2 separate regions of the Mus musculus genome follow, and region 2 is linked to region 1. Evidence: chromatin loops called from intact Hi-C (ENCODE). Cell type or tissue: heart. All regions are shown on one strand.

Region 1 (5,000 bases):
CTCTGATGGCCACCAAGATGAGTGAGAGAACACTGTACAAGGTGGCCATCTCACTTGCACTGACCAGCATTCCACAAAGCAAAACAGAAGGAATTTGCATCTCTATCCATCACTTGACCGGCCCAGGTCAATGAGAAGAGGTGTAAGATTCTTATTCTTGGTCCTACAAAGCAAAGTCCTTTCAACTAGCATTAAGAATCTGAATGTTGGACTGGTGAAATTCTCAGTGGTTACGAGCGCTGGCTGTTCCTCCAGGGGTCCTGAGTTCAATTCCCAGTAACCACATGGTGGCTCACAACCATAAGGGGATCTGATGCCCTCATCTGGCCTGCAGATGTATATGCAAATAACAAATTAATTATATATTAGATAAAAAATAAATTAATCATGTATTAGATAACCTCGACTGGCCTCAAACTCACTATATAGCAGAATGACCTTGAACTCCTGTTCCTCCTGCATCCACGTCCATGTGCAGGACTACAGAAGTCTGCCACCACACCCACTTCTACTTGGTACAGGAGATCAAATGCTCTGTCTTGTGTATGTTAGTCAAGCACTCTACAAACTGGGCCTCAGCTCTAGCCCCAGCCCCAGCCCCAGCCCCAGCCCCAGCCCCAGCCCCAGCCCCAGCCCCAGCCCCAGCTTATTTAATTTTTTTTTTTTTTTTTTTTTAGAACAGGGTCTTACTATGTAGCTCTGGCTGACCTAAAACTATGCAGGCTGGGCTGACCCCAGATTCACACAGATCTGCCTTGCTCTGCCTCCTGAATGTAGGGATTAAAGGTGTGTGCCCCACACCCAGCCCTAGTTTAGTTTTCTACCTAGTTGTAAATCCACCCATCTCAGTACTGCAGTAATCAGTTGAATGGTAATCTATATTTAAGTTATACTGCAATATAAAACAGTGTTTCTTTAGGATACACACACAGGAGTGAAGCTTCTACACAGAATGGCTGCCCTTTGAGCTTTCTCTAAACAACCAAATGGTAAGTGGAAATCAGGTCTGATGAGGTCAGGGAAAAATCAAAATGGAGTGCGTGTAAAACCTAACACTGGAGATGGGGGGAGGTGTGGCACAGTAACTGGAAGAAGGAAGGAAGGAAGGAAGGAAGGAAGGAAGGAAGGAAGGAAGGGAGGGAGGAAGGAAGGGAGGGAGGGAGGGATGGAGGGACAGACAGACCCTAACACTGAGTTTCTGGTCACTCACAATAATTCTAGAGAGGTTCACTGGGGGGTGTCGCTGGAGCACAAAGAAAAGGGTGACATTTTCATTTTAATCCTCTGTAAATTAAGACCCACTAACTGGCCCAGCCACAGCTAATGGGAACAGTGAAAGTCACAAAGCCAGCACAGCTGCTTGACCGCTATCTATCAAAGCTGAGCAGAGCGATACAATCGCTGTCACATGGTCTTCCACTTCTGGTCTTGATCTCCATGTGTTGCATGCTTGGGGACTTTTAATATTTGTACAACTTGGGGATTGATGGGAAGCGTATGACTCTCTTATGCCTTCTCCCAAGAGGACAGCTTCTAAGCGTTCCTAGGGGAGTCCTAAGCATACCACTCACCCCACTTTTAGGGAGACATCCTTATCTGGCTCTACTTGAGGGTCTTCCTTAGGCCCGGAGGTTGTGTCTCAAATAAAGACACCAGAGATCTCCTTGTGAGGCTCAGGCTCCAAGATATCCTTGGATCACGCACTCGCCTCTCCATTTACTCAGGCACAAGATAATTAGAACAAGGTAAACTTAAAAGAGAAATAAGACTCAGCAGGCTGGAGAGGTTGGCAGCCGATCAATCAGGTTAAAGCCTCTTCCTCCTGTCACTCAGGGGAATACGTGGCATATATAACATTGGGGGGGGCACATATGGAATGCCCCTCCAGGAAAAAGATACAACAACAAAGTTAAACCGGCTTGAGTTATCTCTGCCCTACACGGGGGCTTATCCTGATGGACAAAGGATGGTGTGGATAAATGATAGAAGAATGAGGGATTAAGACCTCCCTTGGAAAAATTAGTCTATGCAGGACCACTGTGATGTCCTATGGCCAAGGAACAAAAGAATACCAAGTTCAGACCTAAAAATAAATTCCACAAAGATAAAAACATTGTATTACATCCAAAATTGAATAATAACTGTAGCAGTTCTGGCCTGAAGATTTTCCTTGGGCCTAATGACAATTAGCACTCTAACCATCAAAAGTTGATTAAATAAACTGCTAATCTACTGCCATAGGACATGACAACCTACCCAGGCTGGCTTGGAGATTTTCTGTCTAGTGCCTTTGAAACCATAAGAGCTACCAGCCTGAGAATGGACTGTCATGCTTTGGCAAAATATGCCTCTAGATTCTTTAAAAAAATGGGCTACGGGGTTGATGAGGGAAAATGATTGTAAAAGATAACTCTGCTCTGTCACGGTTTATCAATGATGGCTAAACTTATGACTACGAGGAAGCTAAAATACATCTGGGGACAAAAATATGATCTATGAATCCATCCCTGTCTACGGAGTGCTGTATAAAGCAGCACCCCACTTCCAGTCAGTCAGGTGGCAAGATTCCCAGGACCCCAATGCCTGATCCCCCCACCCCCACCCCCGCCCCTTGACACTTCTTGTTTCCTCCACAAGACCTGGCCATCTCCAGGGACTGGTCCCCATGCACCGAACAAGATGTGCATTGAGTATGCTATACACCATCACGGAGTCTTTGCATCTCAATAAAAATCTTTCAAACCTCAAAGGCATGTCTTGCCACCACCCACTAAGTAAATGACAGGCGCCTTCATTTCTACCACATGGCACTAACCCAGAACAGTCTCGGCTTGGTCCAGCTGTCTCTGCCTCAAAGCCCTCAGTCGAAGGGAGAGCCTCTGGATGACAATGTAGAGTAGGATGCAGCTGAAGAGGATGTACCAGCCATAGCTGGCCAGCAGGGAGCCCACTGGGGGGAAAAAAAAAAAAAAGAGAAAGAAACCAGTTTCAGAAATGGTAATAGCATTTTTTTCAATAATACTCTACAAAAATAGTCATAGCTTCTTCTTTCAGAACCTTCACAGTCTAGCTGGAAATGGACTCCTAAGAAGCGAATCGCTGGGTACAGAAACTTCTCAACTACAAGGGGACTCGGGAGTAGCCCGGAGGGTGCAGAGCCCAGCAGCTAGGTTCTGAAGGACTAAAGGGGACGTGTCTATCTGATTCAGGAAAGCAAAGGCCATCCAGACTCCGTGAGTTACACTTTGTTAAGGAGTGAGACAACAGTGTGTTAGTGTCGGGTAGAGTGAAACGCCGGGCGGAGGACTCCACTGCAAAAGGAAAATGTTAAAGGGACTCCCGTGAGCCAAGTCCGCGAGCGCCCGCCCAGCTAGGGCGACTTCGAGAAAGGTGAGCTCCGGCCCAACAAGCAGGCTCGGCCAGTCCGCGGCGTTAACGCCAAGCCTCCTGGAGGCCGACCCACCGAGCATGGCGGCGCCCGCCGCCCCTGACCTGTCACGTGCAGGAATCGCAGGCTCTCGGTCTCCAGCGCCGGCCTCGCGGACAGAGGTTCCTCATCGCGATCCATGGCGGCCACCGCCACCGCCACCAACGACAAGCCCGCTGCTCCTCTCTGCTCTGCGCTTCCGGTTCGGCCCTATGTACACGTGGCGCTCACTGCCGTGGCGGTACTGACCTATCGTGGCTCGACCTACCTCGACGCTCGACCAATCACAGGGGGGGTGTGACCAGAGGGCGGGGCTGAAAGATGCCCAGGCGGAAGCGCGTTTGACTTTCAGGGAGGAGCTCGCAGCTCAACTCGGCATAGCTCGGATAACCGATCTTGTATTTGATACTGATTGGACATTGAGGCTCAAGAGATTTGAAACCTCCTGGAGATGAGATTTGAGTCCCGCCCTTGTCACCGGGCCCTAAAGGTTTGCAGCATAGATTCCCCTCCCCTAACGTGCGGAAAGCGATCTACTTAGAATTCCTTTCTTCTGATCCACTGTCTCAAGGGAAGGAATTAATGTAGTAATGACTTCAACTTAGGCTCTTATGTGTTACATTACCACAGTTTTTGTAATGGTTCTCTGCAACATACTAGGAAGGCAATAAAGGAGATAGCTGCGATTTGAAAAGGAACTGATGGAATCAAGTTTCCATAGATTAATGGGATTAAGAAGGTGAGAACTCTGTGGTGTTTAAAGGTGGGATCCTTTGGGAAACTACTATATGAGGTCAATGTGGGTGTCCCCAGAGAAAAAGAGACTAGATTTCTGTGCACCCCACCGTGAGATGACTCAGCCTGAGGAGCCTGATGGAATCTATACGGTGCTGTACCAAGCTTGAGGACTTTGAATCTCCAAAATGGAAATAAAACTCACTGTGTCATAAAAACTAGTCTGTTAAGGATCTTCTAATTCAGCGACTCCATCTGGGGACATGGGAGAGAAAAGCCTGGAGTCACTTCACATTATCAACCACCTTGAAAATAGACTTTGATGACTGGATATGAAGCTAAGAATATGAAGATAGCCATGAATTTGCTGATTTTTTTTTTCAGACACAACATGGCTTTTTTAAAAAATTGCTAAATTTTTAAAGTTTTATGATTTTAATAGTTTTCTCAGTGGTAAAAAAGGATCAGTTTAATTTTTTTTTCTTTTTTGGTACCGATGACTGCCACCCCACCTCTGAGGCCAGTTTGAACCCTCTCTCTTTGCTTAAGGTGATTTCTCACATCATACAGAGCAAGTGAAACATCTGGTTACGAGAGAGGAGGTTGCTCATTTGCCTGTTGATCCAGTCCCTTAACATCTGCAATCATGATGATGAAATAAGTAATGTTTAGTTTCATTAAAAGACAAGGTGGAGGGGAAATGTTGGCACACACCTTCAACCCCAGCACTCAGCAGGCAGACACAGGTGAGTCTCTGAATTTGACGCTCAGGACAGTGAGGGCTACACAGAGAAACCTTGCCTTAAAAGCCTTTAATCCCCGCACACTGGTTAAGAGG
Region 2 (5,000 bases), 610 kb before region 1:
ATTATTTGGACTTCTGGCCAAAGGGACAGATTCTCTAAAGAAAATGTAGGCCTAATTCATATAGGTAATAACTGCAGTTTTTCCATTTTAAAAATACCTGCCTTTTCTAAAAGCACACACAAGGCTTCTCCATGTCCAGAGAGGCCTTCTTCATCAACCTCTCTGGGTCCACTTTCTCTCCTGGGCTCTCACTGTCAGGACTTTTCAGAGTTCAGCCCTCCCCATTTCCCTTGCAGAATAATTCCATGAACTTTTATGTCCTCAATTTTACTTTTGCAAGTTAGGGTTTAGTTCTTTTCTGGGCTATGTACAGATACTCATTGACTTATCATGGGGCTACGTTCCCATAAGCACACCATAAGCAGAAAAGCTACTTATTGTAACCTAATTTACTGACCATGTATACAACACTCACATTAGCTTACAGGTGGGCAAAGTTCATTTAGTACAAACCTATTTTATTAAAGTACAGAGTCTCTCATGTCCATTACTAAATGCTGTGAGAAACCATAGCTGTATGTGTAGAGTAGACATAGTGAAGCCTTCTATAGACATGAGGGGATGTAAAAACACAATATACCAACAAATCCTGGATAGTTTGTCCTGATAGTGCAGCTGCTTGCCAGCTATGGCTGGCTGCCACTGCCCAGCGTCGTGAGAAAAAGGCTGTCTTAGTCAGGGTTTCTATTCCTGCACAAACATCATGACCAAGAAGCAAGTTGGGGAGGAAAGGGTTTATTCAGCTTACACTTCCACATTGCTGTTCATCACTAAAGGAAGTCAGGACTGGAACTCAAGCAGGTCAGGATACAGGAGCTGATGCAGAGGCCATGGAGGGAGTGTTACTTACTGGCTTGCTTCCCCTCTTGCTCTCTCATAGAACCCAAGACTACCAGCCCAGGGATGCCACCATCCACAATGAGCCCTCCACCCCTTGAACACCAACTGAGAAAGTGCCCCACAGCTGGATCTCATGGAGGCACTTCCCCAACTGAAGCTCCTTTCTTTGTGATAACTCCAGCCTGTGTCAAGTTGACACACAAAACCAGTCAGTACAGAGGGGAAAAAATTACATTTCAAAATGTAGTGTTTGGCTTCCACTGAATACTAACAGTGAGTCTGTAAGGAAGAACCCACATGCCTCCTACAGGACTCCACCTGGAGAGGGAAGACCCATAAACATTTATCCCTGAACATCAACTCAACTCATTCCATGCCCTTCAAACTCACTTTTTCCTGTACCTCTCTCTCCTCAGCTCAGTGACTACAGTCCATATCAGTTACAGTGAACCATTTCTATCTACCCTTGACATGGACAGATCCCTTCCTAAGTAGTTGTATCTTGGCTTACAATACACCCATCCACATTCTGAAAAATCTTTCTATTTTTCTTAGGATGATGTCCCAAACTCCAAAAACACATGGCCTTGCAGGGCATTTAAGATCTGCCTTTTGGGGTCTTTTTACTTCTGTGCCCACAAGCTAATAATCTGTATGCTTTCTCTGAGGCCCCCAAAGACTTCTTCAATTAGAAGATAACTTGGGCTTTCACTAACCCCTTTTCTGAGGAAATCATATTCCGTTGTCTTTTATCTACTCTTGTATATATTCAAGTCAGGAATAGACAGCCCAGCCCAAAACTCCCTGTCAAAGCCATAGTATTATTGTCTTCAAGATATTTCAGTTTTGGTACCACATCAAACCCTTATTCTTACTTATAACCTTTTCTAGGAATTAGCGAAGTTAGTCTGTCCACATAAGAAGTTACTCCTAGGGGGAGTGGGTGGGTAGGGGAGTGGGGGTGGGTGGGTATGGGGGACTTTTGGTATAGCATTGGAAATGTAAATGAGCTAAATACCTAATAAAAAATGAAAAAAATAAAAAAAAAAGAATCTCTTTTTAAGTCTGAATAATCCCAAAAAAAAAAAAAAAAAAAAAAAAGAAGTTACTCCTGTGGAAGACATCAAAGGAATACTTTTTCTACGAGTATCAGCCTAGAAAAAAAAAGACCCAGAGGCAAATCGAACACTGACTCCCACCTGCAACAAAATATCGCAATAGGTTACATCATCCCCAGGAATCCAATTCCCATAACAGCTTTCTCTATTATGTGATCAATGCAAAACATAGAAACGGGAATCATTCTGGCATGACCTATACATTCCTGCAAAATCTGCAGTCTGCCCACACCCCCTAATCTCATTTCCATCTTTCTTCCCCTTACTCAGTCACAGTTCCCCTAAACTTATTAAAGTACCAAAGGCTTTGCACTTCAGATTAACTGCTTGTAAAGGCCTTCCCTCAGATCTTTGTTGGCTAGTTTTTTTTGTCATTCACAGAGCATAAATGTCATTCTCTGGGAGACCTGGCTCACAATCTAAGAGTCTAGCGCATCCTAGTCAAACTGTATTCCATTACTTTGTGGGTTTTTTTTTTTCCCTAATCATTCTGCAGTTTCATCTTCTCTTGTTAAGATAAAAGAAAAAAAAAGAAAGAAAAGAAAGAAAGGAAAGAAAAGTTCACAAAGTCTCCCCAACAACTAGAGTAGTGTCAACCCAGTAGACACTTGCTAAAAGAATCAATGCATTTAAACAATGTATCAATGTGCCCACTCTGCGCCCCCCTCCCCCGGCTCTTTTCATTCACAAGAAACCACTAGGGTCGCTATCCTCGCAGGCAAGCCCTTGAACCAGCCTCGCGATCCCAAAGAGCGTGCTCTCTCGCAGGCTGGGCGAGGCAGCCTGGAAGCTAACCGGGTCTCAGAGACCGACAGATGCACCAAACATCGCCACTCGCTTCCAAGAAGCACCGCAGAGCGACGACGAGTAGGGGCCCTCATCGCCTGCTCTCGGCCCTGTCGCCTCCCCCGTCGCTCAGCCTGCCACGCACGTGTCGCTCCAGCCACCCAGCTCAACCTGGGCTCCTGCTTACCTGGCTGCCATCCCGCCGGGCCACGCAGCCATCGCCCGGCCACTCGTGCCCACAGCTGCCTACTCCAGGCCACCGTACTCCACGGAAGGCCTTGCCGGCCCCTCCCTCAGCAGGCGTAGAAGCCCCATTCGTAGTACAGTGTCTCTTAGCAACCGCTTAGAGTCTCCAGGCTGGGGGTGGAGCCTGGAGAACCGCTGCGGGGAAGCGGAGGGGACGAAGGGAGAGCGACCAATCGGAGACAAGTCCCAGCCTCTATTAGCCCGCCTCCTCTAACTGTCGCGAATCCGCGGGCAGCTTTACGACAGCCAGGGGGTGGGGGCATCTGTGTGAGGAGAAGGAAGCAACCAACCAACCAAGTCGCCCCCACCCCCTACCCCAACCCCCACCCACCGCGGATCTGGTTTACGGCTTGGAGCGCAGGCTCCAGTGCGGCAGCTGATTGGCTGTCGAAGGCTTGGTCCCATCCCAGTGACCCCAAAGTGCTGGAAGGAGGGGGCGGGGGTGGCCCAGTGCAAAGTGCATCCCGAAAGCCCCCTGTCGGGACACCCTGCTGCTGACACTTCGGACCTGGTATGACTTAGGGTCTCTCTGTCCCCAGACCTCTTGAGTCCCTCGGTAGCTGAAAGCCTCCGGCCCGGCGCGCGGCAGACCCTTGGTCTGAGCCCCTGGACCGGGACTGCCCCCCCCCCCCCCCACCCAGCCGGCACTTCCTCCCAGCGCCCCTTCCCGGAGGCTGCTCCGAGGCCAAGACCGCCACCCCCAGCCTGATCGACTATCTGGATGCTCTCTGGGTTGGGGCCGTGAAGCACCCAGGAGGATCAGGAACACGGTGTCCGGCCCTGCCTGGGGTGTTTCTTCAATGGAGAAGTTGGTGAATGTGCAGGAGGCTGAAAGGAGAGAGAGGAGCTGCAACTGAGGACACAGGTAAAGTCAGTTTCTTCCTCCCTTGAGGGGAGGGGGCTGGCTGGGTGGGGGTTGGGGGAGAAGCCCTGCTCTAGCCTGCCTGCCCTTGCCACCCTCCAGCCTTTGCTAAGCTCCCCCATCCTCAGAGCCCTCTCCTCGCCCCTGGATCACTGCACCACTGATCGGTTTCTGTTTTCCAGGTTTGAGCTTGCTGGAGGACACTCGCGAGTAGAAGGGGTCTGGCCACCCACCAGAGGAGCAATAAACAGAGTGCTTTGGACCAGCATCCTCTTGAAAGGTAAAGAGGCAGACCTCCCTTCCCCCATTGTTTACTCCTGGCCCCTACCTCATTAAGTAACGCTTTATTTCCAGGGTGGTTGCCTGGGAATGCAAGCTTTCTTAGATCCTAGTTTCCTAGCAAAACCAGAAGCACTGCCCATGCCTGGTCCTTAACACCCCAGTAACTTCTCTAGCCCAGAAACGTCTTCTGGGACCTGATCAGAGCGTTTCCGTGTTTTGCATTATCTTTTGGTATACTGTGTCATGTACTCTGCTCGGAGGCTTGGAGACCTTTTTGTAGTTCCCCGCCTTACATACTCTCATAGGAATTCTTCAATTCCATGTTAATTGCTTGTTAATTCTGAATGATTCTGCTTTTAATTAAACCACAGTTTACTGTTTTGCCCATGTACATTTTTTTCTCTCTATGCCTCCATCAGGAAAGCTTCAGAGTTACCTAACTGATAATGACTTAGTAGCAGAAGGTGAACAGGAGGACTGAAACTTACAGGTTTTGAAGAAAATAATTGGATTTGGTTTTCCTGGAACAAGTGAATGTGTGTAGCTTAAGAATGGGAACAGTATAGGAACTGTATAAAAGCACTATTAGCCCCGGAAACAAAGTATATAGTTTACTATGGGTGTTCTTGTGTGTTTGTGTGAGAAAAGTGGATGGACACCAGGAGTTGTTATGAAGTGATACATAGTATTTGTTACATCTCTGGTGTTCTAGGTGAACTTATAAAAATTTACAATGTATCTCCTTGACAATAGTGGCACAGTCAGGAATTTTGAAACAAAGTATTGTTTTGGTATGTTTAGCTATCTGCTGCTTGGTTTTGGCAGTGGTCATTCTTGTTTTCTCATTTTAAAACCCTTACAGAGAA

The links. Peaks named below come from ENCODE experiments on the same cell type or tissue, not always from the same donor. Only the 100,000 strongest peaks of a DNase experiment are listed, where the experiment ranks them.
Region 2: a loop joins it to region 1, with 3 times the contacts of the local background. A loop is called at or near these places in 6 of 42 quality-filtered maps.

What each region holds. Positions count from the first base shown.
Region 1 is chr7:66,078,282-66,083,281 of GRCm38, reverse strand. It overlaps Selenos (selenoprotein S), which reads right to left and starts at 3,633. Exons shown (of 6, transcript NM_024439.3): 1 at 3,493-3,633; 2 at 2,816-2,950. The coding sequence starts at 3,568. In heart, a CTCF peak has its summit at 2,932; a DNase peak (open chromatin) is centred at 3,631; H3K4me3 peaks cover 2,110 bases; H3K27ac peaks cover 1,556 bases.
Region 2 is chr7:66,687,955-66,692,954 of GRCm38, reverse strand. Asb7 (ankyrin repeat and SOCS box-containing 7) reads left to right here and starts at 3,394. Exons shown (of 6, transcript NM_080443.2): 1 at 3,394-3,855; 2 at 4,035-4,132. Lins1 (lines homolog 1) reads right to left here and starts at 3,066. Exons shown (of 8, transcript NM_152815.2): 1 at 2,932-3,066. In heart, a CTCF peak has its summit at 2,653; a DNase peak (open chromatin) is centred at 3,244; H3K4me3 peaks cover 2,583 bases; H3K27ac peaks cover 1,989 bases.